Linked DNA regions of Mus musculus: regions 2, 3, 4 and 5 are each linked to region 1. Evidence: chromatin loops called from intact Hi-C (ENCODE). Cell type or tissue: heart. All regions are shown on one strand.

What was found. Peaks named below come from ENCODE experiments on the same cell type or tissue, not always from the same donor. Only the 100,000 strongest peaks of a DNase experiment are listed, where the experiment ranks them.
Region 2: it touches region 1 in a loop (2.2-fold over the local background); 11 of 42 quality-filtered maps call a loop at or near these places.
Region 3: a loop joins it to region 1, with 2.1 times the contacts of the local background. A loop is called at or near these places in 12 of 42 quality-filtered maps.
Region 4: a loop joins it to region 1, with 3.0 times the contacts of the local background. A loop is called at or near these places in 2 of 42 quality-filtered maps.
Region 5: it touches region 1 in a loop (6-fold over the local background); 42 of 42 quality-filtered maps call a loop at or near these places.

The regions. Positions count from the first base shown.
Region 1 is chr14:34,766,953-34,771,952 of GRCm38, forward strand. It overlaps A930038B10Rik (a long non-coding RNA gene), which reads left to right. Exons shown (of 5, transcript XR_001781218.2): 4 at 1,544-1,758; 5 at 2,336-3,149. Among named protein-coding and RNA genes, the nearest start is that of Gm52101, 4.4 kb to the left of the region's middle. In heart, a CTCF peak has its summit at 2,192 (motif pointing left); DNase peaks (open chromatin) are centred at 1,619 and 2,199; H3K4me3 peaks cover 2,053 bases; H3K27ac peaks cover 1,048 bases; H3K27me3 peaks cover 924 bases.
Region 2 is chr14:34,665,105-34,670,104 of GRCm38, forward strand. No RefSeq gene overlaps it. Among named protein-coding and RNA genes, the nearest start is that of Wapl, 6.3 kb to the right of the region's middle. In heart, no CTCF peak of the experiment used is centred here; no DNase peak of the experiment used is centred here.
Region 3 is chr14:34,677,493-34,682,492 of GRCm38, forward strand. All of the region lies in intron 2 of Wapl (WAPL cohesin release factor), which reads left to right. Among named protein-coding and RNA genes, the nearest start is that of 5830448L01Rik, 5.3 kb to the left of the region's middle. In heart, CTCF peaks have their summits at 2,916 (motif pointing right) and 3,117; no DNase peak of the experiment used is centred here.
Region 4 is chr14:34,412,885-34,417,884 of GRCm38, forward strand. It overlaps Bmpr1a (bone morphogenetic protein receptor, type 1A), which reads right to left. Exons shown (of 13, transcript NM_009758.4): 11 at 2,823-2,998; 12 at 1,876-2,006; 13 at 1-1,785. The coding sequence ends at 1,660. Among named protein-coding and RNA genes, the nearest start is that of Mmrn2, 40 kb to the left of the region's middle. In heart, no CTCF peak of the experiment used is centred here; no DNase peak of the experiment used is centred here.
Region 5 is chr14:34,615,124-34,620,123 of GRCm38, forward strand. It overlaps Gm52113 (a long non-coding RNA gene), which reads right to left. Exons shown (of 3, transcript XR_003951117.1): 1 at 4,994-5,000; 2 at 129-295; 3 at 1-25. Among named protein-coding and RNA genes, the nearest start is that of Gm52113, 2.7 kb to the right of the region's middle. In heart, a CTCF peak has its summit at 1,879 (motif pointing right); a DNase peak (open chromatin) is centred at 1,878; H3K4me3 peaks cover 402 bases; H3K27ac peaks cover 354 bases; H3K27me3 peaks cover 2,426 bases.

The sequences.
Region 1 (5,000 bases):
TCTACTTCTCTCACGAGCATATGCACTCATTTCTCCTGGGTAAACAGGAATGCAACCGTAGTTCAGAGAGTTGAGCCTAGACTCAAATATATGCTTTCTTTCTTTCTTTTTTTTTTTAAAAAGAATTATTTACTTTATGTGTATGAGTACCAGTCTTCAGACACAGCAGAAGAGGGCATTAGACCCATTACAGATGGTTGTGAGCGACCATGGGATGCTGAGAATTGAACTCAGGACCTTTGGAAGAACATTCAGTGCTCTTAACCCAAGAGCTGTCTTTCCACCCCTCAAATACATGTTTTTCTTTTTGTTTTTCTTTTTTTGAGACAGGGTTTCTCTGTATAGCCCTGACTGTCCTGGAACTCACTTTGTAGACCAGGCTGGCTTCAAACTCAGAAATCCACCTGCCTCTGCCTCCCAAGTGCTGGGATTAAAGGCGTGTGCCACCACGCCAGGCTAAATATATGTTTTCTTGAATAGATAAACTCACTCTCTCTCTCTGGCAATTTATGATGATATTTGGGTGCTCCATAGCACTGTCAGAACTTAATATTTAATATATTTATGTTATTTTATAATATGTAAATATTTATATTGTTAATATTTTCATATTTTATATTTTAGTTGTTCTTTCTGGAATGCAGAGGCATTTTGCTGATTGTTTTTAGATTTTTAAATTTTATTTTATGTGTATGAATGTTTGTTGGTTTGTGCTTCTGACACTTCCAAGTTCACCCCCACTGACACTCTTCCATCAATAATGTCACAACTAGCCAGGCGGTGGTGGCACACGCCTTTAGTCCCAGCACTTGGGAGGCAGAGGCATACATCCTAATCTTTTCTTAAAAAATAATTAATTTTTATTTCATACGCATAGGCAGTTTTGCATGCACTCCTGTCTGTGTGAGGGTATCAGATTGGGAGTTACAGATAGTTGTGAGCTGCCATGTAGGTGCTGGCAATTAAACCCTGGTCCTCTGAAAAAGCAGCCAGTGCTCTTAAACATCGAGCCATCTCTTTAGCCCTCAATGGGGGCCGTTTTCATTCAAACTCCCACAACATGTTTGCCCACGAGTGAAGATGCTCTGGCTGGAAAGGCTGTATACTCTGACAGGTGCTTACACTTCTCAGTTGTTCCCCTCCAGGATCCTTTTCCTACCTCTTTCAGTTTGCGTGCTGATATACATACATACATACATACATACATACATACATACATACATACAATTCACTTTCTCTTGCTGGTGTTGGGATGAGCCCAGGACCTTGCACGTGTTAAGTATTCTACCCTCCCCAGCCTTACAACATTTCTGATTTTTTTTTCATACGTGTGCGCAGTGAATTTTGGTCTTATTCATCCTCAGGACCCTCTCATGTCCCCTCTCGTCCCTGGTTCTCCTCCTCTTCCCAACCAGCTCCCCTTCTGCTTTCAGGACTTCCTCCTGTTTTTGTTTACTCAGTCAGTTTAATTTTGTTTACATGAACGTGGGCGGGGGCATGGGTACCTTACTAGTGGTTTCACTACATGTCTCCCTCCCTCCAGGAACCCTTAACTGCCTAGAACTCCTCAGAGAGGCCGAAGGCTTCATGAGCCCCGCCCACCGACCTGTGATGGGCAGTGACCAGACCCAATCTGGTGCAAGTTTTTATTCACCGGGGTTCTTTCCAGCTTCTGAGAGTGCACCAGCGCATTGACCCTGTCGTATTGACGAGACTGTGTCCCATGATAGTGATGGGTACCTTCGACTGCCATCTCTGGTACACTTCCTTAGTGTCTTTTGCCTTATGATCACAGAAAGGAAGTTTGATCAACTTTTGGTTTGATTTTGTGACAGGGTACCGAACTTAGCCTCCTGAGTGTTAGGGTTGTGTACCCCAACACTTCTGCTCTTACAAAATGTTTCTTGTTTCATGCTACTCCTACCATATGATTTATGTCTGCTTATTTTGGAATACTTTTTCATTCAAAATATTATTTTCATTGTGAAGATATGATCACGATATTCAAGGTAAGAAAGAGTAAACAAGGAAAAAAGCCTTTATTTCTCTCCTGCGATTGAGGCTTCAGGGTTATGTCACCTTGCCTGTCCCACACACGTATTCAAGAGCTCGTGTCAAAAGCTAGTTCCAGCTCGGACCTTAAGTTGGAGGCAGGAGGCGCGGCCTCCAGCAGCGCGCCCACAGCGCCCTCTTGAGGCTCTGGAAGGTATCATAGAACAGAAGGATGCAGGAGGGGACCGAGGTTCTAAGGAAGGGATATTGGGGAAGGGGCGTTGGAGCAGGCGAGCTGCAGATCTCTTGAGGCTCCGAGGTCACCCGAATGCTGTGTCCACAGGACTCCGGGTCCTGGGCGTCGTCAACAGCGGCTGGGTTGACGGGACCCACGCGGATCCAGCTCACATGGCGCAAGACTCTCAACGCCTCCTCCCTCCCCTCTGCGTTCGCGCGACGAGTTCCGCATCTTTATCACCGCTCCCCCTGGGCTATGTGTGGCGGCCTAGACCTCCGGGTGTCCCCAGATGGAGCAGGTGCTTGGATGCCGCGCCGGGTTGGGGCAGGATGTTCGGATGAGCCCTATGACTTTGGCGGCCTCAGTTTCCCCAGGATGACTGCCCTCGTGCGTGGTCAGCCAAGAGGAGCGGGTCAGAGTATCCACCACGCACCGTGAGCGCCCAGAGGAGTGCATCCGCCCAAGTCCCACCTCCTAAGACTCCAGACTGTCCCTACCTCTCAGCACGTCTCCGCTCTGATCTTGATTTTCCTGGAGGTCGACCCAGGTTAAACCCCACAAGCCTTGTAGCCCCGAGCCTGTCGGGTGCGGGCTTGGCCGAGGCTTTCTCGACTGTAGCGGGCACTGTGCTGGGAGGACATGCGCAGTCGGCCAGCCAGAAGCCGGAGGCAGCCTTCTCCTGGGTGACTGGCCCCTGGGTCATCTCGCTTCAGCCTGCTTTGGTTCTAGGAGTTGGAAATGCTTAGCTTGAAGTCAATGTCCCCAGTGTAAGTGTCTGCGAGACGGCTCGCCGGGTGTAGGCGCTTGCCACCAAGCCTGACCACCTGAGTTTTCTGTGGAAGGAGAGAAGCAACACGGAAGTTATGCTCTGATCTTCACATGCGCTGTGGTGCGCACGCGCACACATCCCCCTCGTCCTGTATTTTTTTTTTTTAATTTTAAAATAAATTTAAATCTCCAATATACCGAAAACCACATGTATAAAACGTACCGAATAACAAACCACCCCACACCTCACACCTTTCTGCTTCTTAAAGGTTCCATCCTTGTCCAGGGTGTGGCTGCCTAGCCACCACTCACCCTGACTATGGTAGAGATGTTCGTTGAGGTTAGTGTTTATATTGACTTATTTGTTGGTGTTTGTTGGAGGTAGGATGGCTAACGATGTGATTGCCTTCCTGTCTGCCAGTAAACTTCAGACAGCAATACTTTTCCCCCAGAGCAAAGGCAGGGCACATGCCTGTTTCTGGGCACGTATCCATCTTCAAGAAAGTCAGTTGCTACCCTGTTGTCCTTCAAAGACATCGAGTCCTGGGATGGAGAGATGGTGTCTTGGTTAGGGTTTTACTGCTGTGAACAGACACTATGACCAAATAAAAACAACATTTAACTGGGGCTGGCTTACAGGTTCAGAGGTTCAGTCCATTATCAACAAGGCGGGAGCATGGCAGAATCCGGGCGGGCATTATACAGGACACACCTACTTCAACAAGGCCACACCTCCTAATAGTGCCATTTCCTGATCCAAGCCTATACAAACCATCACAGATGGCTTGTGGTTAAGAGCGCCCGCTGCTCTTGTAGAGGACCTGGATTTAGTCTCCAGCACTGACATGGTGGCTCATAACCATGCATAACTCCAGTTCCAAGGGATTCCTTTTCTGACTTCTGCAGGGATTAAAGGCATGTGCCACCACTGCCCGGCTGATTAGAAAGCTTAAAAAGAAAGAAAAAAAAAGAATCAGAGAACTTTCACTGTTTAGGCTCTGGAGGGAGGGGAGACTTTGGGATCAAAATTTAAGTTATAAAACAGCTGAGATGAGTATACATTTTGCTAAGACGGGCTTCCTGAAGCAGCTCACAGATGCAAAACTCATGTACTGCTGTCACTAGAGTGGACAGAGTCCCACTGACAATGCTCCATGCAAGGGACAGTGCAGACTCTCACAAAGCTGTGGCATCTTCCTGGCTTATATGGAGGGATAAGATTACTCCTCTCTAGCCTCAAAATCTCCTAAAACCAACAACACACAGAGTCTGCTTTTGACTAAATGAGGAAGGCGGTAAAGCTGTGATCTGCATTAAATAAATAAATAAATAAATAAATAAATAAATCTTTTAAAAAATAACTACTTCCACCTGGAAGCGTAGGTAGACTCCTTACTAGAGGTTGTTCTTCAGAATAGAAGCAGTTTGGACCTCTTCTTCATGAAACAATGACATTAGGAGAAACTTCATTGTTTCTATGACAACCAGTCACGGATCATTAAAAAATAATTAGCCAAAAATAAGCTTAAAAGGGGAGGGGTGGTGGTGTAAATGTCTGATAACTGGTGCCAATCTTGTTCTGGTCCCCTTGGCTACTCTACTCTACTTATAGACATTACTGGGCTATTTATTAATTTTTTTGTTCCTGGTCTCACTACAGGGTGCTGCTTGCTCAATTGCCTACTTAACTATGTAAAACAAAAATAAATTTTGTTAAATTATTAGTGCTGAGGAGATGATAAACCCCCTGCCCCAAGATGAGCTTATGACTCATGCTTATTAAGCCAGTGGGGAATGTAACAGGCCTGAGACTGTAGCACAACTGACGCTGGGTTAGAGGCATCATTCTGACTTTAGGTCACAAAACATAGGCCCCAGCACCAATGAAAGGGGAATTGTAGTCTCCCCTCCCCCAGCCTGAAACCTGCTTGCTCAGGGGTGGAGCTTCCTGCTCATTCGTTCTGCCACGCCCACTGCTGGAACCCGCGGAGCCACACACGTG
Region 2 (5,000 bases), 100 kb before region 1:
GCATTTAAGGCAGCAAGCAACCACATGGAGTTATTCCTGGGCACAACCACAAGTCATTCAATTTTGGAAGCAGAGAGAAGGGATTTATCAAATGTATGACTTAAAAGTATCATTCTGAAAGCCAGGCATGGTGGCACACACCTATAATCCCAGCATTCGGGAGGCAGAGGCAGGCGGATTTCTGAGTTCGAGGCCAGCCTGGTCTACAGAGTGAGTTCCAGGACAGCCAGGGCTACACAGAGAAACCCTGTCTTGAAAAAAAAAAAAAGTATCATTCTGGGGGATAAGGGAAGGTAAATTCACTTAAAAAAAACATACACACACAAAAGAAAAAGGCTATATTTTGTCAGGCTGGTGCCACACACCTGTAATCGCAGTACCCAGCAGCAGAATCAGAAGGACTAGTGAAATTCTGAGGCCAGCCAGTGGAGGCTTAGATTTTCCAAAACCTACTTTATTTATGGTTCTTGATGCTTCAACCTCCCTTCTAGCCTACTGAGCAGAGGTAGGGGGAAAGATTAGTTGGAAAAGGGGGTTGTGGACCTGTTTAGTAGTTACTGGGGGGGGGGGGAATTCCACTCTTTGTTGTCAGGATACCAGCAGTCCAGTCCAATAGCAAACACTAAGGATGATCCAACAGAAACAGCAAGGCTCCTCAATATTAACATGAGTCAGCAGAAGTGTCCAGAATCAGCCGGAACACCATGAAAATCTTTGGTGCATTTCTCCCTACCAAGTGAGCACATGAAGCAAAGAAGCAAAGTGTTGCATGTTAGCCATGTGAGACCCATGTGTCCTCTCACTGTGGGGTTCTATTTATATTTTTTTTGTACATCATGAGTCCTGACAAAATGTCTGTTTTCAGCAAAACATCACAAGCCCTCTCACAATACAGCTTCCATAAAGACATCCCATGACATAACTGAGTTTTTAAAGAAACCAGAAATTTCCACTTTAAGCCAGGGCTATATAGCAGGACCCTGTTGGGGTTTAAAAAAAAAAAAAAAAAAAAAAGCTTTACTTTTAATTCCATTAAATTTCTTTCACTATTCTTTTCAGGTCAGTGAGTGATCTGATTGGCAGTCATATCATGAGAAGACGGAAAGATTATATATTCACAGATTTACTTTATTTTTAACATATAATGACAGAGTTACAGAGCACAGTGTGATAATTTAATACATGCATGAAATGTGTAATGATCAAAGGCAATTAACATTTCCAACTCTCCCCAAATAGTTAACATTCACTTGCATTGGGAAATTTCAATTTTTCCCTCTCTCTCTCTCTTTTTTTTTTTTTGGTTTTTCCTGGAACTCACTTTGTAGACCAGGCTGGCCTCGAACTCAGAAATCCACCTGCCTCTGCCTCCCGAGTGCTGGGATTAAAAGCGTGTGTCACCACACCCGGCTCATTTTTTTTTTAATGTAAAAAAAAAAAAATCACTGTCAACAATGGGCACATACTGTTCTTCACAGCACAAGGCTCATTTTATCTAACTGAAAGCATCAATTTACCATCCAATCTTCTCGAACCCTTGTGTCTGATGACCACTACTCCAGGAAATCAATAGCATTTCTTTCTTTCTTTCTTTCTTTTTTTTTTAATTTTTGTTTTTTTTGAGACAGGGTTTCTCTGTGTAGCCCTGGCTGTCCTGGAACTCACTTTGTAGACCAGGCTGGCCTCGAACTCAGAAATCTGCCTGCCTCTGCCTCCCAAGAATGGCATTTCAAAAAGGGTTTATGTTTATTGTTTTTAATTGTGTGCACACATGCTCACAGAGATCAAAGTCCTTGGATCCCCTGGAGCTGGAGTTACAAGTGGTTGTGGGCCACCCAATATGGGTGCTGGGAACGGAACTTGACAAGAACAATCTGTATCCTTGCTACTGAGCCAAGCCTCACTCTATGAGCTCATCTTCCTAGGCTTCCTCATGAAGGACATGAGACATTTGTCTTTCTGTGCCTCACTTGCTGCACTCATGATGTCCCCAGTTATAATGTTTTAGACTTAGAAACATTAAGCACATAGTATAGAGTTCCCACAACCTCCTAACCTCTCCTAACCCCACTCCAAATGTTGTTCTTAAAACACCAGTGTGGTATGCTGGCTTTAATGAAGCAATATTAACTACGTCAATAGTTACTCTGGGTCGAATAATCCTATGTTTTGGCACACAGACCCGTTATAGCACTTTAGAAAATGTCATCTTCCTCAATCTCCCATGTGATATGGCCTCCTCCTGCCTCTGCTCTCACACTCCCAGCCTTTAAATTCTCTTGTTTGTCCTTTCCATATGTCACACAGCTAGAATCAAAATATTTGGCCTTTCAGATTGGATTCTTGCACTTATCTGGTTGCATTTAAGGTTCTTTCTTTTGTTTTTTTTTTTTTTTTTGGAGGGGGGTTTCGAGACAGGGTTTCTCTGTATAGCCTTGGCTGTCCTGGAACTCAGAAACCCACCTGCCTCTGCCTCCCAAGTGTTGGGGTCAAAGGCGTGCGGCACCACTGCCTGGCACATTTAAGGCTCTACTATTTCCTTTATAGCTTTCCAATGTACCCACAGCTTTTCTATATAGCACAGGCTGACCACAGATTTATGACACCCCCCCCCCCCAAAGCTAAATGAATGAATGTGAAATTAACTTTAATAGCATTTCTCCCACTGCATCAAAATGTTAGCATTTAGACATTTAATCAGTGAGCAAATTTAAACAATTATGTATCTTTTTGTAGCAAGTTCTTGAAATCCAGCATCATCATTTTTAGTACACCTCAGGTTAGACGAAACATGTCCAACACTGGACAATGGGGGGGGGTGCAGTTTTGAGTTAGGTGCTAAGGACCTGGCATAGATCAAAATGGACAGGACTCTGTACTCGTATAGTGACAGTCTAGTGTGGGAGACGGAGAAGAAACAAGCAAATACTTTTGGAGAGCTTTATTAGGAAGAGAATACAAAAATATTGCCAAGAGATTGGAAGGCTGTTTTAGACTGCCCGAGGAACCCAGAAAACCCTGTGTATGCAGTGGCTTCAAATTAAATATGAGGAAAATCACTGCTGGGTCACACTTGTGCTAGATAACAAGCTGCTCCAACCTTCAGCTTAGTACAGTCAATATTGCTCATGAGAAGACTGCCCGCTCTTAGTCCCAGGTGGGCTCATCCATGTGCCAGGACAGCTGCCAGTCAGGTAGGTGGCTCTGTAGGTCAGCGTTGGGGCCTGCCGTGTGTGGACTGGAATAGCATGACTGCAGCTCTTTTTCATGTGGCTTCGCTTCTCATCACCTAACAAGCAAGCCTCAACCTGTCCTCTGGGCAGTAGCAGCAGATCCAAGAGACAGCAACAAAGCTTCAGGCTTAAGCCTCAAATGTACAATGTATCGCCTCTGCCTTTTCCTTTTGACTAAGGGAACTTATAGTCACACTGCAAAAAGTGTGACTACAGAAATGGTCAACGAATTCAGGCAATATTCATTACTGACTGCTTCAGCTATATCAGAAACTTTCAACTCCACTAGCTGTGAAAATCCTAAACCAGGGCTGGGCATGTCAGTTCAGTGGTGGTGTGCTTGCCTGGCATACCTAAAGTCCAGAGCTGGATCTCTGGTACCTAATATGTAAGAAAATTCTAAACGTCTATGTGCCCAGTAAGAAAACCTCAGAATACAAAAGTAAAAACAGAACAGCATGGTTTTAAAAACTTTAAGCCAAAAATTTCAATGTATCTTTTGCAACTATTAACTGGCCAAGCAGGCTAAAGATTAGTCAAGCTTTAGAAGCTGACAGAATCTAAAGTAATTCAATGCTAATGCGTGGCTAGCAAATATTTACAGCCTATTTTCTGTGTGTCTGGCACTATGTCTGTATGCCCGTTCCTTCACATGGCTTATGTTGTGATGGCAGAAAACATACTAAATGAATATGTCAGAAAACCACAGTGACAACTCTGGAGAAAAACAACAGGAAATACAGAACGCTGAGTGGAAGGTGAGGAAGAGCTGGGAGAGTTGGAGCAGCAGTCATATATGGTAAGCTGCAGTGGTTACAGTAAGCACAAAGGCCTGAAGCAAGAGCTGGCTTAACAGTACACAGAAGGTAGGCATGGCAAAGGGGGAAGGATGCTAGGTACTCGGGCCAAGCATGCAGGACCTTTGGGCCATGATAAGGATTTGGGACGTTTAGTTTTAGTAATGGGGAAGTATCTAGACTTTCTGATAAGGTATTGGGCACCTTTACTGGGGAGGACCCCAGGAAAAAGGCTGTTTGCTGAGACAAAAGTCAGGAATCAAGACCTCTCTGAGGTTGCTGAGTATCCAGTTTTGTTAGACAACAGTTCAAGCAATTTCCATTGCTGTGTCATTTAACTACCTAGACTGTAGTTTATTCCCCCAGGGATGTTACTACCTCCAGAGAACATATTCCAATTATCTTGGAAAACAAGGTAATTAGAATTATGATAAGTATTCACCATCTCAGTTCTCACAATGAAAAACCACAAGGACAAAAGTAACTCCAGATAGCTCAGCCCTCCTTGGCACTGGGGTGGGGGCTGACAGCGGATGGAGCCACTAAGTTATCTGAAACTACTGTTAGTGTCCAGTCGCTTTCCTTTCAAGGTACAACCCTACTGGAAAGGAGGGATTTAGTCCACAGCTATTTAATGAGTACCTACTATGTGTAGGCATTCTTCTATAGGGATAGAGCAGAAAACAAGATTTGATATGAGGGCAGATTCCTGTCCTTCCCAGAGCAGACAGGTATGCAAGATAAATATGTGAAACACCCTAGAAAAAAGTAAAGCTGGCAGTGGATATTTGGGATTGGAGGGACTATGGTAGTTTTAAATAGGCTACTTAGGGTCGGGGCCACAAGCTCATTGGAGGAGGAGCACTGCTTAGCATCTGTTGGACCTTGAGTGAGTCCCCCTAGCCCCTTTCAGATTCATTGGACATCTAATGGAAATGAATGGAAAGGCCTGGTATGAGACAAGCCACAT
Region 3 (5,000 bases), 89 kb before region 1:
ATAAGCCAAGAAGGCCTTTTTAAAGCTACTTTTGTGATAATGAAATTCTAATTTATTACTTGTGTGCATGGAGTGTTTGGAAAAAAAGGGCAACTTTGTATAGTTGTTTCTTTCCATGTTTTTGTGGGTTCTAGAGATAAATGCAGGTTGCTAGGCTTGCGTTGCAAGCACCCCAACTGAGCCATCTCATTAGCACCCTAAAAGAGCCAAGTGCTTGATGGGCATTGTAGTGCTTGCTTTTAATTCCAGCTCTTAGGGGGCAGAGGCAGGTGGATCTACTAGAGTTAGACACCATGTGTGTACTGGGAACTGAACCTGGGTCCTTTGGAAGAGAAGCCAGTGCTCTTAACTGCTATATTATTTCTACAGTCCCCTTGTAAAAGAGCTTAAAACTTTAAAGAGTTGGAGGCCAGCCTGGTCTGCAAAATGAGTCCTGGACAGCTAGGGCTGTTAACAATGAGAAGCCGGGTCTTAAACAGCCCCACCCCACTCCCTTCCCCCAAAAAGTGTGTGTGTGATTACCACTTGTTTTTTTTTTTTCCTCCCTGCATTTATGATTAGTAGAGGATATTGATAAGTTTGTTTAGTGTGTGTGTGTGTATGTATATATATATGTATATATATATATATATATATACATACATATATGTATATATGTATGTATATATATGTATGTTGCCTGCATACCAGTTTGTGTGCTGTGCATGCCTGGTGCCTTCAGAAGCTAGGAGCTACTAGAGTTAGACACCATGTGTGTACTGGGAACTGAACCCAGGTCCTTTGGAAGAGAAGCCAGTGCTCTTAACTGCTGAATTATTTCTACAGTCCTCTTGTAAAAGAGCTTAAAACTTTAAAAGAGCTCAATCATATTTAAATTTTAATTAAAACAACATCTTAGAAATTTAGTATATTTTGGGAACAGTCTTTTATACCTTATATTTATTGGATAGTGTTTTTATAATACTGTAAATTGGTTGGCTACCTAGGGGGAATTTGTTACAGTCTTAATGTAAGATAGATCAAATAATATAATGGAGTGTGACTTGCATAGCCTTGTTAAAAAAAAAAACGCTGAGCTTTTTTTTCTACTTTTCTCACCTTTGGGTGAGAGTGAGCTAGCTTTTGTTGTCATTCCCTTGATCCTCTGGGCTAGTACTCATTTGGTTGTTGCCTTGTTCATATTTCTCCTAAAGCATTGTTCTTAAGTTAAGCTTAGATTTTCATAGGAAAACAAGTCAAAAGAAGCCTAAAATTGTTTCCAAATGAGCTTCTAAAATTTATCATATAAGCCCGGTCTGGTTTTGCATGCCTTTAATCCCAGCACTCAGGAGGCAGAGGCAGGTGGATTTCTGAGTTCGAGGCCAGCCTGGTCTACAAAGTGAGTTCCAGGATATTCAGGGCTATACAGAGAAACCCTGTCTCGACCCCCTCCCCCCAAAAAAAGTTATCATACAGATAAAATTTCTGAGCTCAACTGAATTTTTACTCAACTCTCCTCACTTTGTAAAGTTTGCAGAGATTATGTGACTTTCTAAGATCAGCTAGTAGCAAAATTGGAATGAATTTTTAAAAATTACTTTTAGGTTTATTATTTTATACGAGTTCTGCGTGCATTTATGTATATATACCATATGCATGCTTGCTGACCACCAAGGCTAGAAGAGGGCATCTAATTCCCCTGGAACTGGAGTTATAGACAGTTGGGAACTACAATGTGGGTTCTGGGAACTGGACCAGGTCCTCTGCAAGAGCAACCAGTGCACTTAACCACTGAATGAGATTTATTGATTGCCAAGATGTTGAGCCTACTATTTGAATTGTGTAGTATTTAAATTGCTGGTTCTTACTGATTCCAGATAGTTGTTTTACATAGGAGGTAGGTGGCCTGTAGAAGAAGAGTGTAGGTGGCTAGTTGTTAAATTGTCCTGGAGGACCAAGGGATTATGGGGAATAATACTGCAGAATGAGTTTGTTTATTCATTTTCCCCTTTTCATTGACTTTCTGAAGATGGAACCTCTGGCAACTCCTATAGGGTAGGAAGCAAACTTGAAGTGTCTTTAATTTTAATTTTTGTAATGCTGTTAGCCTATTCTAAATGCGTACAAATCAGTTATTTTTATAAGCCATGTATAAGTTCATGTATTTATAAGTTGGTTCTGTAATAGAGAATGCTTTTGGGCTTTTTAGATTTTCTTTTCTTTTTTTTTTTTTTTTTTTCATTTTTTGAGACAGGGTTTCTCTGTATAGCCCTGGCTGTCCTGGAACTCACTTTATAGACCAGGCTGGCCTTGAACTCAGAAATCCACCTGCCTCTGCCTCCCAAGTGCTGGGATTAAAAGCGTGCGCTACCATGCCCGGCTAGATTTTCTTTTCGTTGCCTTTTCATCTAAACTTTTGGTTTTTTTTTGGTTTTTTTGAGACAGGGTTTCTCTGTGTAGCCCTGGCTGTCCTGGAACTCATTCTGTAGACCAGGTTGCCCTCGAACTCAGAAATCTGCCTCCCTCTGCCTCCAAGTGCTGGGATTAAAGGCGTTCGCCACCACTCCCAGTTTGGGATTTCTTGATTTTTGCATTTTTGTCATGTTGTCAGTGTCCTTAATTTTACTCTGAAAACTATTAAAAATTTTATCAACAACTTGTTCAAAGTATGTAGATGCACTTGTTCAACGTGTGCAGGTTTAAGTTGCATTGTAACTTTTCAGTGAGATATTTGTTCAATTACTGGTTTCTGCAGAGGAATTATTTCACACCAATGAGAAAAGCTTATCCAAGCTTAAGAGTTTTATCATTTTTTTCTAATAGTACATATTAAGTACATGTTTTCTTCTGTAAAGAATTATGTCATTTTTTTAAGATTTATTTATTTATCATATGTAAGTACACTGTTGCTGTCTTCAGACACACCAGAAGAGGGCGTCAGATCTCATTATAGATGGTTGTGAGCCACCATGTGGTTGCTGGGATTTGAATTCAGGACCTTTGGAGGAGCAGTCAGTGCTCTTACCCGCTGAGCCATCTCACCAGCCCCTTATGTCATTTTTTTGATTCCATCTCTGGGAACCACATAGTAGGAGAGAATGGACTCCTGCAGGTTGTCTTTGGACCTCTGTACATTCAATGTGTACAATGACTTGTGTGTCCCCACATGTGTGCTTACTCACATAGAAATAAATGAGTAAGTGTAATAATAAGTTTTAAAAACATCAGCAGTTGCCATTTTGTAAGTAGATGCTTAATAGATAAGGAAAAGAGTAGAAAGTACTACAAACTATGTCTAAGAACTCTAGGGAAAGGTTGAGTTATTAAAGTACTCAAAACAAGACCCCAAATTTTCCACTTTCTGAAAAATAGTGAAAGAACCTTGGGTATTCAGTAGTTGATATATGGCAGGACTTGTTGTCTCTCCTTGTGAATGTTGTGGGTTGTTCTGATGCTACTTGTATTCTGATGTTAATTCTACGTCCTCAGAAGAGGTTGCCCAGGAGCTGTGTGATCTCTCCTGAACCTTATTCCCATTTTAACTGGTCAATAAAAGCTAGAGCCTGTGATTGGGCAGTGGCAGGGAAGGAGGAGGACTGAAGAAGAGATGAGGAAGCCAAGATGGACCAGAACCACGTGGCCAGGAGAAAGCACAGGTAGCAAAGGGTCTTATAGCTGGGGAATAAGTTAGTATAGTGTTAGATCTGCCCAATCTAGGCTTATAGCTTATAATTGTAATAATTGGATTGTGGTGGTTTTTTTTTTTTTTTTTTCGAGACAGGGTTTCTCTGTGTCACCCTGGCTTTCCTGGAACTCACTCTGTAGACCAGGTTGGCCTCGAACTCAGAAATCCGCCTGCCTCTGCCTCCCAGGTGCTGGGATTCGGTTGGTTTTTTAAACTAGTCAATTCTTAGACAGGTGTGGCATTAAAATGACTGAACAGGAGCTAGAGTTCATCTTTTTGAGGTATCAGTATATTATGAATCATTTTACTTGACCTTTTATATTTTATTATGATTTTTAAAAGACACAGTCTCACTATATAGCCCTAGTTGTTCTGGTAATCACTGCGTAGACTAGGATTTGGCCTCTGCCTTCTGAATGTTGGGGTTAAAGGAAGCACATCCATGCCTGGCTTAAGATTTATCTTTAATTATGTTTATGTGTCTGTCTGTCTGTGTTGTTATGTGCACATGAGTGCAGGTGCCAGAGGCATTGGATCCTTTGGAGCTTGAGTTATAGGCAGTTGAGCTATCTGACACAGATACTGGGAACTGAACTCAAGTCCTCTGGGAGAGTAATAGTCACCTTTCCAGACTCCCCCCACTTTTTTTTTTTAAACATAAATATGTTTGTGTGTGCACATGAGCATTAGAATATGGAAGTTAGAGTACATTATTTTGGAGTCAGTTCCGTCTTTCAACCATGTATTCCAGCAAATGTATTCACTGTCAGGCTTGTATGACAAGCACTTCAACAAGCTAACTCGTCTTACCCACTGGAGTGAGGGGTTGTTTTGCTGAGACAGGCTTTGTATATCCTAGACTGGACTTGTGGACACTGTGAACAAGGATGGCCTTGGGCTTCTGATCTCCAGCCCCCACTTTTTGTAAATGTGAAGATTCAAGGCGCTCTCCACCATACCTGGGTTTTTTTTGGTGTTGGTTATTGAACCAGAGCCTTTTGTATGCTAGCAGGCACTATACTACCAATTCCTGCTAGTATTCAAGTTTGGAATCCGGGACTGTGCATTAAAACGTTATTTATTATTTATACTGGGTGGTGTGCACCTTTAATCTCAGCACTTGGGAGGCAGAGGCAGGTGGATTTTTGAGTTCAAGGCCAGGCTGGTCTGAATGAGCTCCAGGACAGCCCGGGCTATACAACGAAACCCTGTCTAGAAAAAGCCTATGTACCCTATGTGGGCAGTGTCTGTAGAGAGCAGAATAGGGTGTTGGATCCCCTGGGACTGGAGTTCTAGTCGATTGTGGGTGCTGGGGCTTCTGGAAGAGTAACCAGTA
Region 4 (5,000 bases), 350 kb before region 1:
AGGCTTTAGGTACATCAGATGAGACTCACTAAACAAACCAGGCAAGACAAATCTCAAATTTGTGGAATATGAGCTGTAGTTTAGTCATGCCTGTAGGTGGACAGATGGACATATGCTCTACCTGCCTCCCATTTAATTTCAGTCACTCTATGTGTTGATACAATCACCTTAAGTTTATGTTTCATCCAAAGAGCCAATGCCACTTGATGCTCACATGGCTTGTTTACTTAGAACATTTAAATAGTATGATATTGGTATAATAAGTTTGAACCAGATCTGTTTTTTGAGATAACAAGGCCTATATTTATTTTATAATAAAATACACATCATTTTATTTAATAACGTTCAGTGTAAATATGGGTAGTGACTGGGTACTTCTGCCTCTTGTCTTCACAATTAGGGACCAGAAATTGTAAAACCAAATTTCAAAAGATTTAGATATCTAAAATACATTTACTGTTAGTTGAAAAGTCAGCTGACATTCTCATAAAGATATGAGACAATATCTTAGTGAAGTTTTAAAATGCATGAATTCTGAAATTCATACATAGTTCTACTTTAAAACACTTCCCACCAAGGATCAGATGTGAGACAGAGTGTATGGGCTGTCTTGTATAGAACTGAGTGTGTAGGTAAAACATGGCTAGAATGACAGCTGTGCAGGTTCTGAAAATAAAAGCATGTTACACAAGAATCAACTTTCCTTTTTAGGAGGTACCGAGAACAAAGACTCCAGAATTTGATCATAGGTATGCACATTGTGATCAGATGCAGTACGGAAGAGGCGTTTCTTTCAAAGTATGGTTCAAGACAGAGAGCTCCAATTCTGGATAGGTGGCTTTTTATAACAAAAATAATTACCAAAAGGAGAACAAAATGGTGACTGGGGGAAAACAGTCCAAGTCTATGGACACTTTACATGGAGTTTGGCCTTCACAACTATTATGCTAAAAATAAAGTCAGTGGAGAAGTTACTACAGTTACAAGGTGGATGGCTTTTATGAAATTGGCGATTGTCAACTAGATATTGCATATTTAAACCACTGGCCACAAATACCTTCCTGTGCAACCTTTACATTCTTGTCTTCTAAGCCCTAGGGCAGCAGAGAATTCTGGTATGCATATCAAAGGTATGGTGCACCATCATAAACCAGGCAGTATCCCAAAGAGATCATAATCTATAGGCTGTTTACAAAGACAGAACACAGACAGATGTTTTCTCTGGTAGAAGGCAAATATGCCTTTTTCCATCTCTGCTGAGCTCATTAATTTTCTTAAGGCTTTCACAGAAAGCACCACTTTATGGACAGGATAGTGAGTACCCAGAGGTTGACCAGAGACTTCTTATCAGGATTGGAGTCTTGATGCAGTTCATAAAAACCAAAAAAGCATCAAAACCAAAACAAAACAAAAAAAGCAAAACAAAAAAACCCCACATTTAAAACAAAGCTGTCCATATATAAAGAATGACATGTTTGAAGTTCCAAGTTCCAATCTTGTATTCTGTAGAGTACGGTAAGGTTTACTGTTAGCAGCCTGTGAAGATGTAGAGGAAGGAGTCTGGAAACCAAGTCAACATCCTATTCCATGCTAATCCCACCCATTCCTTGGGTGAAGAAGTTCTTGCAGTCTAAATTCTCCCTCAAAATTGTTTAATTGTCAAATCTTTACATCCTGGGATTCAACCATTTTTGCAAGTGTCTTCTTGATTCTCAAAGCTGTGAGTCTGGAGGCTGGATTATGGGCCCAACATTCTGACATTAGCTTCAAAACTGCTCGAAGACACTAAAGAGAAATAAATGCAAACAGAGTGTGGTGAGCACAGAGTAACTCGGCACTCACTCATCACTTTACAGGGACTTGGCTCCAACTTACTTCATCGCTGTTCCAGCGGTTAGACACGATTGGCCGCAAGCGTTTCACACACACAACCTCACGCATGTCCTCATAGGATGGGTCACTGGGCACCATGTTGTAATATGGTAATTGATATTCCTCCACGATTCCTGCAGGGAGTGAGAAAACACAGTGAGCAAATCCATGGTAGTAGGACTACTCTCAGTTGACATACAGCATTTCTCACTGAATTGTGGAACTAAGAATGGTTCCTATATAAAGAAGAAACACAATCTGAATAATAGTAAATATGTTTCTCTATTATTTATGACCCATTACTTTCCCTACCTCTGACAGAATGAAAGTCTATCGCAATGACAGTGTTTCTTTTGAGGGTAGAACACTCTGAGGCAAGAGGACTGTGAACTGAAGCCAGCCTGGGCTACAAGAAACGAAACACTTAAAAACAAAGGAAATGAGTAGAAATAAGATTATTTTTAATTAAAAAAAACTTTTAGTGCAAATTTACTTCTTTGTTCCTACTAGAGAATATCTATGGCTCTCTGCTGGGAGAGAGACTGGGCAAGCTCACAAAGCAGGGACCTGGGAGTCCCCGAGCACTGTCTCTGGCTGGCGGTCGGTGCAAACCCCGCTGCTCTGCTGAACCTACTTCCTTGAGAGGATGGGGCTCTAGCCCATGCCACAGCACAAACGCAAACGTGCGTGCTCAGCAGACCGAGTCTCGGTCACAGCCGACTGAGGGAGGAACGAAGCATGACCTCTGAATACACTGGAGAAGGCTGTTGGACACCTGTCTTGGATTTTCTGAGCTTTGCTCTTGACACTTTTCCCCTTAGACAACCATTCTGATGAAACCAGAGGATCTGAGAGTGGTCCTGAGAAACCCTGACCCAGGTGACACAAATTAGGTAATTATTTTTTAAATGACAAGTAAATACAATCAGAAACACTTTTCAAATTCCTACCTCCTGTAATACAACGACGAGCCATTTCCCAAATGATCAAACCAAAGCTATAGATGTCAGCCATGATGTAGGGCTGGAAATGGTTTTTATTCAGGCTTTCATCCAGCACTTCTGGAGCCATGTACCGCTTGGTGCCCACCCTGGTATTCAAGGGTATGTCAACTTCATTTGTATCACTAAGACAGGGGGAAGACAACAGTCAGGTTGAGGACCAAACAATATTTCATCTCTGTACATTCTTATGAAGTTAAACACCTTTATAGTTTTTATATGCTGCGTACACTAATATCCCAAGCAGGATCTGGGACAACTGTTCTGAGCCTTGGTACCATGTCTGCAACAAATCACTAACTTTTTCACACTAAACTGGATTAACACAAATACCTTTCATAAATTCAGCTGAGGCTCTGTCACCAAAGAAGCTCTGTTTTCATCAAAAGATAACAACACTGGCCTAGGGTGTGGCTCAGCTGGCACAGTGGTTTTTTGTACATATACAGGAGGCCCAGAGTTCCATTCTCAGCACCACATAAATCCAGCATGGTGATCCATGCCTGGCATCCTAACACTAAGCACTGATGATGTAGGGACAGGATGATCAGAATTTCAAGGTCAATCTTGGCTGAATAGTTGGTTCTAGTCCAGCCTGGGCTACATATGATCCTATCTTTAAAAAAGATGACAATATTTTATATAAGAAAAGTACAATTGCAGACAATTATATCTGAGAAAGGAGTATAAAAATAAAAGAAAAATAATTTATTTTTACCATTCTTATACAATCATCTTAACATTAAAGATGCAGAATTAAGCCGGGCAGTAGTGGAACACGTCTTTAATCCCAGCACTTGGGAGGCAGAGGCAGGCGGATTTCTGAGTTCGAGGCCAACCTGGTCTACAAAATGAGTTCCAGGACAGCCAGGGCAATACAGAGAAACCCTGTCTCGAAAAACCAAAACAACAACAACAACAACAACAACAACAACAAAACCCAAAAAAACAAAAAAACAAAAAAAGATGCAGAATTAAAATTTATTTCTCAAAAAAAAAACCAAAAAAACCAAAAAACCCAAAAAACAAAAAAGATGTAGAATTAAAATTGATTTCTCAAAAAAAATTTATTTCTCATGGATCCAATTTAATTTACTTATATTATAAACAAAGTAATATCTATAAAATAGTCAATCAGTAATAAATGACTTTTTAAGTTTTCTCTTTCTTGCTTGCTTGCTTTCTTTCTTTCTTTTTCTTTTTTTGTTTGTTTTTTTGAGACAGGGTTTCTCTGTGTAGCCCTGGCTGTCCTGGAACTCACTTTGTAGACCAGGCTGGCCTCGAACTCAGAAATCTGCCTGCCCCTGCCTCCCAAGAGCTGGGATTAAAGGCGTGCACCACCACACTTGGCTGACTTTTTAGTTTTCTGAGGTTTGCACTGATTTTTAGACTTGAAGACATGAATGTTTTGTTACTGACTGGGAGGGTCTGGAAACCACTTTCCAGTGGAACCGATACAAGGTATTGTATTTTGTTATAAAACATCTCTGATGGTTATTTTTCCATTGTCATTTTGACTAGATTTGGAAGCAACTAAAAAAAAAAAAAAAAAAAAAAACAGAGCTGGGGATAAGGGTAGGAGTGCGCTGTCTCTGAGGGCATTTCAGAGAAGTTTACTAGAGAAGGACAGACCACCCTGAATGATTCCTAAATAAAAATGGAAAAAGGAGAAGCCAAAGGAACCCCCACTTGACATTCAACTCTTTCTGCCTTTTTACTATGGTGCAATGTGACCTCACTCCCCACACTGTTTTCCCTTTCATGATGGACTACACCCAGAAACAAGCAGAACAAGTCCATTCCTTCCTTAAAAGCTGTGACATCTGTCACAGCAACAGAACATATGTATGAAGTTGGTTAAGGGCAGGCTCACTGGATAAGAACACCTGTTACACAAATCCGAGGGCCTGAGTTTAATCCCTAGCAATCAAGCTGAGTATGTCCATGTGTCAATCAGTAACCCCAGAGCTATGGAGGATAAGAGAGACGAGGTTCGTTGGGGCTTCCAGCCACCAGGCTAGTTCCTAGTATAATGAGAGACGCTTTCTCAAGGGAATAACAGAATGATAAAAATAGGATATTGGAGGTCCTCCTCCAGCTTCTGCATGCGTGTCAGTCTACAGCATA
Region 5 (5,000 bases), 150 kb before region 1:
GGTGTTGGCCTCCATCAGCTAGCGCCTGGGAAAGAGGGGGAGGGGAGGTACTGAAACAGTGTTGCAAAGCGGTGGGAACGTGAACCTCCTGTTTGCTCCTGTTTCGGTGGGGGCAGGAACTTGTTTACCTCCGGCAGTGCAGGCACTTCCGCATCGCCCCGAGGACAGTCCCACACGGACTAGTAGTTTGGTAGGGCAGCCAGCATCTTCACCTGCTGAGTCACCTCACTAGCCCTCCTCTCCAAGGACTTCTGCTATCAGCTCCGCCTTCTATACAAAGTGAAGGATACTGAGTCTGGAATAGGGAACAGGAGAAGCAATGCTTTGTGACTCGTGAATGGAACTAGGCTTCACAAGCTAGTCATCACTCAGGGACCAAAGCAGAGACAGACTCTGAGAAGACAGGAGGGGAGATCTGCCTAGTGCTGTTCTGTGGGTGGTTAATTATTCTGAGACTACCTGGGAGGTCCCTTAGTTTTTTTTTTTTTAATATGTATGAACACCTTGATTGATGATTGAGGTGGGAGGGTCCAGCCAATTATATAAGAAAATTGAGCAAGCCACAAAAAAACAAGCCAGTGAGCATTTCTCTGCGACACCCTGCATTCCTCAGCTAAGTCAACACAGGAGTGCAGAAACAAAGAATTCCTTTGAGGATTTGGGGCGTAGGGAAGTATTTACCTGGTGTACTGAGGCTCCCTTCCCTGGCCACACAGGTCCCACCCAGCCTTGGGTTGCCCTTGGGAACATCATGTGCCAACTTTACACGCAGGGGGCCCATCTGCTTCAGGGTCTGAGTGGTGGATCCTGGAGAGTTCCACCCACAGGAACATCCTACCTACAGAGGCTCCTCAGTCCACCCAGAGAGGACCACCACGGCTCTGAAAAGTGAAGTGTGGATAGGCTGGCTACCCAGGCTGCAGAGATGGGAAAGGCCGCACCTCTGTTTTCACAGAGGTGAAGCCTCCCTACCCACCACCCACATGTTGGTTGAACTCTGACACCCCCCCCCCCCATACCATGACACACGTGCAGGGCGGGCACACACACACACACACACACACACACACGGGATAAAATAAGAATGAAATATGGGGAGGATCAAGTGACAGGTAAGAAAGGGACATAAGAACACAAAGAGAAGCAGTCTCTCGGAGGGACAGTGTGCTAATGGCTGTGCCTACTGTCCACAAGCCCAACTTCAGAAGCAAACTTGCAGATTCAAGGAGAGGGGTCTACCAGCTTCTAGTAAAAAGGCTTCAAAAAACCTGTTCACAGATAATAACTGTGCTTTTCTGTGCCGCTGACTCCTGTTGGGCTCTGTCTAGGTGTTTTCAGTGTCCCTCCCTGGTCCAAGTTGGAGTTTGCCTCCATAGTCACAAGTAAGGGTCTACCACAGGAGTGGAGACTCCTGAGTTCCTTCAAAAGTAGATTCCATGCCTGCTATCTGAAGAGGTCTTCCCAACATCTCAAATGTTCCATTTCCAGGAGACCTTTCTTCTCTGTTGTATCTACCGCCTCAGTTGCAGGCATGCATGACCACACCTGGTTTTATGCAGTGCTAGGGCTCAGCCCCAGGATTTTGTGAATACTAGGCAAAGGCTTTGAGTTACATTCCCCATCCCAGAGACTGAGTTTGGCTGACTAGAAACAGGAAAATGGAGGCCTTGCCAGGGGGAAGACGCTAGGGACCCTTTCAAGGGCCGCTCATTATACCTCCAAAGTCCAAAGGCACAGAACACATCTCTCTGCCACTTGTGTTCTTGTTGGCCTTGGCTGAGGAGGGTGTGTATGGGGGGGCAGCTCTCCAGGTGAACCCTGCTTTTTGGAAAGGGACTGCATAAGTAGCCTCAGTACACCCAGCCTGCCACTGGGTGGCACTGCCGCATCTCAGGACAGGGGGCGCTAAAGGGATTCGTTAGGTAGAGGGCTCCACTCCTCTCTCTAGTGCTGTGCCAGCTGCTTCCAAGCTATAGTTACAGACGGCTTCTGTATGTGACAAACATAATCAAAGAAAAAGAGGCTATCAATTTAGCGCAGGGCGGCTGGGTGAGAAAGGGAGGGGGATGTGATGTAATTCTATTTCAATTGAAACGTTTTAAAAACAAAAAAGTTTAAAAATAAAGTAAATATTTTGAAACAAAAAAAAAAAACTGTAAAAACACAAAGAAATAGTTCCTGCCCTCCAGGAGCCCACAGTGGAACAAATGCTTAGATAACAAATTACTTGCTCCAATAATAGACATAATTACTTGCTTCGGCAGAAGAGCAAGGAATAACAGGCTCCATCGGAAGGACCCAGGGGAGGAGGCCAGCAGCTGATTCAGCAGTAGCCCATTCTAGGACAGGACATCTCTGGTGGTACCTCCTGCCCAGAGCACTTGGAGCCGGGGTGTGCTTCTGGGAAGGTTTTCAGTTTTCAGATTTCCTAGGAGTGGGGACTCTGGTAGCTGAGGGCTGGTGGCGTCTGTCAGCTGGCCCAGGTGTATAAAGTGGGCCACTCTGTGTAGGTGCTCTGTCACATCCCGGTGAGGTGCTGTTTGCTGGTTTTACAGCACTTAACCTAAGCTCCTGGTGTTAGGACAACTAGAACATTCTGAATAACATTAGTTGTTCCAATTAGCCCCTCTTGCCACCGGGAAAGGCAGACAAGGGGACCCCTATCCTTTTGCTGTGCCTTTCTGGGGTTAGACCTCATGTCCCAAGTTTCCAGCTTGTATTTGACCTTGTCTCAGGAGCTCTCAAGGCTCAATGACTATGTCTGTGAAAAGGGTCCTTCCTGGTGGGCTGGAGGAGGTGGGGATAGTGTGGGATGAGGGGTTCTCCTCTGCTAACTTCAGCCAGGAAGGAAGGAGCCATGGCAAGCCAGAAGTCAGTCATTCTCCACAGTGTCTGTAAAATGGGAGGGCTCAGGTTTGCAGTAGAGACAGTTAATACCCAGTAGATACATCGTTACTAAATACTTACAGGTAAGACAAAGTCGATTAGTTTCCATAGTGGCATATGCATCTATCTAATGTATCTATCTATGGCTAACATCCTGGCGCCTGACTTAGGACTGTTGCAAGTTTGAGGCCACCCTGGTCTGCACAGCAGTACTGGGCCAGTCGGAACCATATAACTGGATTCTATCTCTAAATCAATCAATCAATAATTTTGTAAAATCCGTGTTTTTTTACATACTCTCTTTAGAACTTAACTCGAATGGGGTTGCAGTTCATATTCAAATGTTTTAACTAAATTCATTTTGGCAAATCAAAACCCAAAGTGGAGATGGACTGGCTAAGCTTTTGGGTTTTGTTGGTTTGTTGAAGACTGGGTCTCAGACATCTATGCTGAACCTGTAGCGATTTTCCTCCAAGGCTGAGGTTTGAGACTGGCTTCTCCAAGCAGCTTAGCATGGTAGGTGAGGGCTGTCGGAGGGTGGGTGGGTGAGGTGGAAGGGGGTAGGGGTGGGGTTGGACACTACTGTTTCCCTATGTCCAGCCTCCAAGTTACCTTTGCTCACCCCAGTTAGGGAGCACAGGTCACTCTTCATTTAGTGTATTCCATGGCCACACAATTGCCGTGGTACAGGGAAGCTTTTGTTTCCTTATTTCAAGGTGAAACCGCAGGAAACACGATGACAAGGGGAGAGGGAAGGTGGAATTTACAGGAGACAAAGCGCTTTCCCCTCTAGCCTGGCTTTGGGCTCTGTTCGATTCTAAACAATTAGTTTTGAAGAAGAAAATGTCTATTTAGTCAAGCCTGGTGGCACGTGCTTGCAGTCTCTGCACCTGGGAGGCAGAGGCAGCTGATTTCCACGGGGCCCAGCCTGCACAGAGAATTCCAGGGCAGCCAAGGCTACTGGATAGGGAGACCTTGTCTTTGAAACAATGAAGGGGAGGGATTAAAGAGGGATGTCGCAATCAGATCAAGGCACGCCCTTGACACAAGCCTTTGGGTACAGCCCTGTGCAGGCAGGTTATATGTAATTAGCCTCCAAGTTAATACGGAGCTATTGGCTCAAACCAGATGGTGTACTTCTGCGTTCTGCGCTGATACCTGAATGTGGAGCAAGGAGATTGGCGTGTGTGTGTGTGTGTGTGTGTGTGTGTGTGTGTGTGTGTGTGTGTGTGAGAGAGAGAGAGAGAGAGAGAGAGAGAGAGAGACTGCAGTCAAGTCAGGAAGTTCTCCTACAGCAGCTCTGTCTACCGTGGAACAGTTGAGCCAAGCCTCAGTTTCTAAGCTTCAAACAAGCTTTCCTTTTAACTTTTATGCTAATAAGTCACTTTCTTTCCCGGTGGGAACAGCACTGCTATAAGATCTCCCAGGAGGAAAAGTAATTGATATTTTTAATGACAAAAAAAATGAGTTTAACTGCTATTTCCAATAAGATGGATATAAAACATGATTGAAAAGCTGCTGAAATGGATTGGTGGATTAAAACATTTGTTATACAAACTGGTGATCTGGGTCTGATTCCCAGAATCACAGTAGTAGTGGTAATAGTAGTAGTAGTAGTAGTAGTAGTAGTAGTAATGAATAATGTGGCTCCTGCATGTGATCCCAGTACTCGAACAGGCAGGGACAGGAGACCTGACCAGCTATGTCACAGACAGTGCAGCTACAGAAATAAGAGACGCTGCTTCAAAAATAAGGCAGTGGTAAAGAACTGAGTCTCAAAATGTCTGACCTCGCATATATATCAAAAGATGGCCTAGTCGGCCATCACTGGAAAGAGAGGCCCATTGGACTTGCAAACTTTATATGCCCCAGTACAGGGGAATACCAGGGCCAAAAAGGGGGAGTGGGTGGGCAGGGGAGTGGGGGTGGGTGGATATGGGGGACTTTTGGTATAGCATTGGAAATGTAAATGAGTTAAATACCTAATAAAAAATGGAAAAAAAAATGTCTGACCTCCATAAATGTGCAGTGGCACACAAACACACACACCTACATACACACACACACACACACACATACACACACACATTGATTGCAGATAACATACCAAGTAT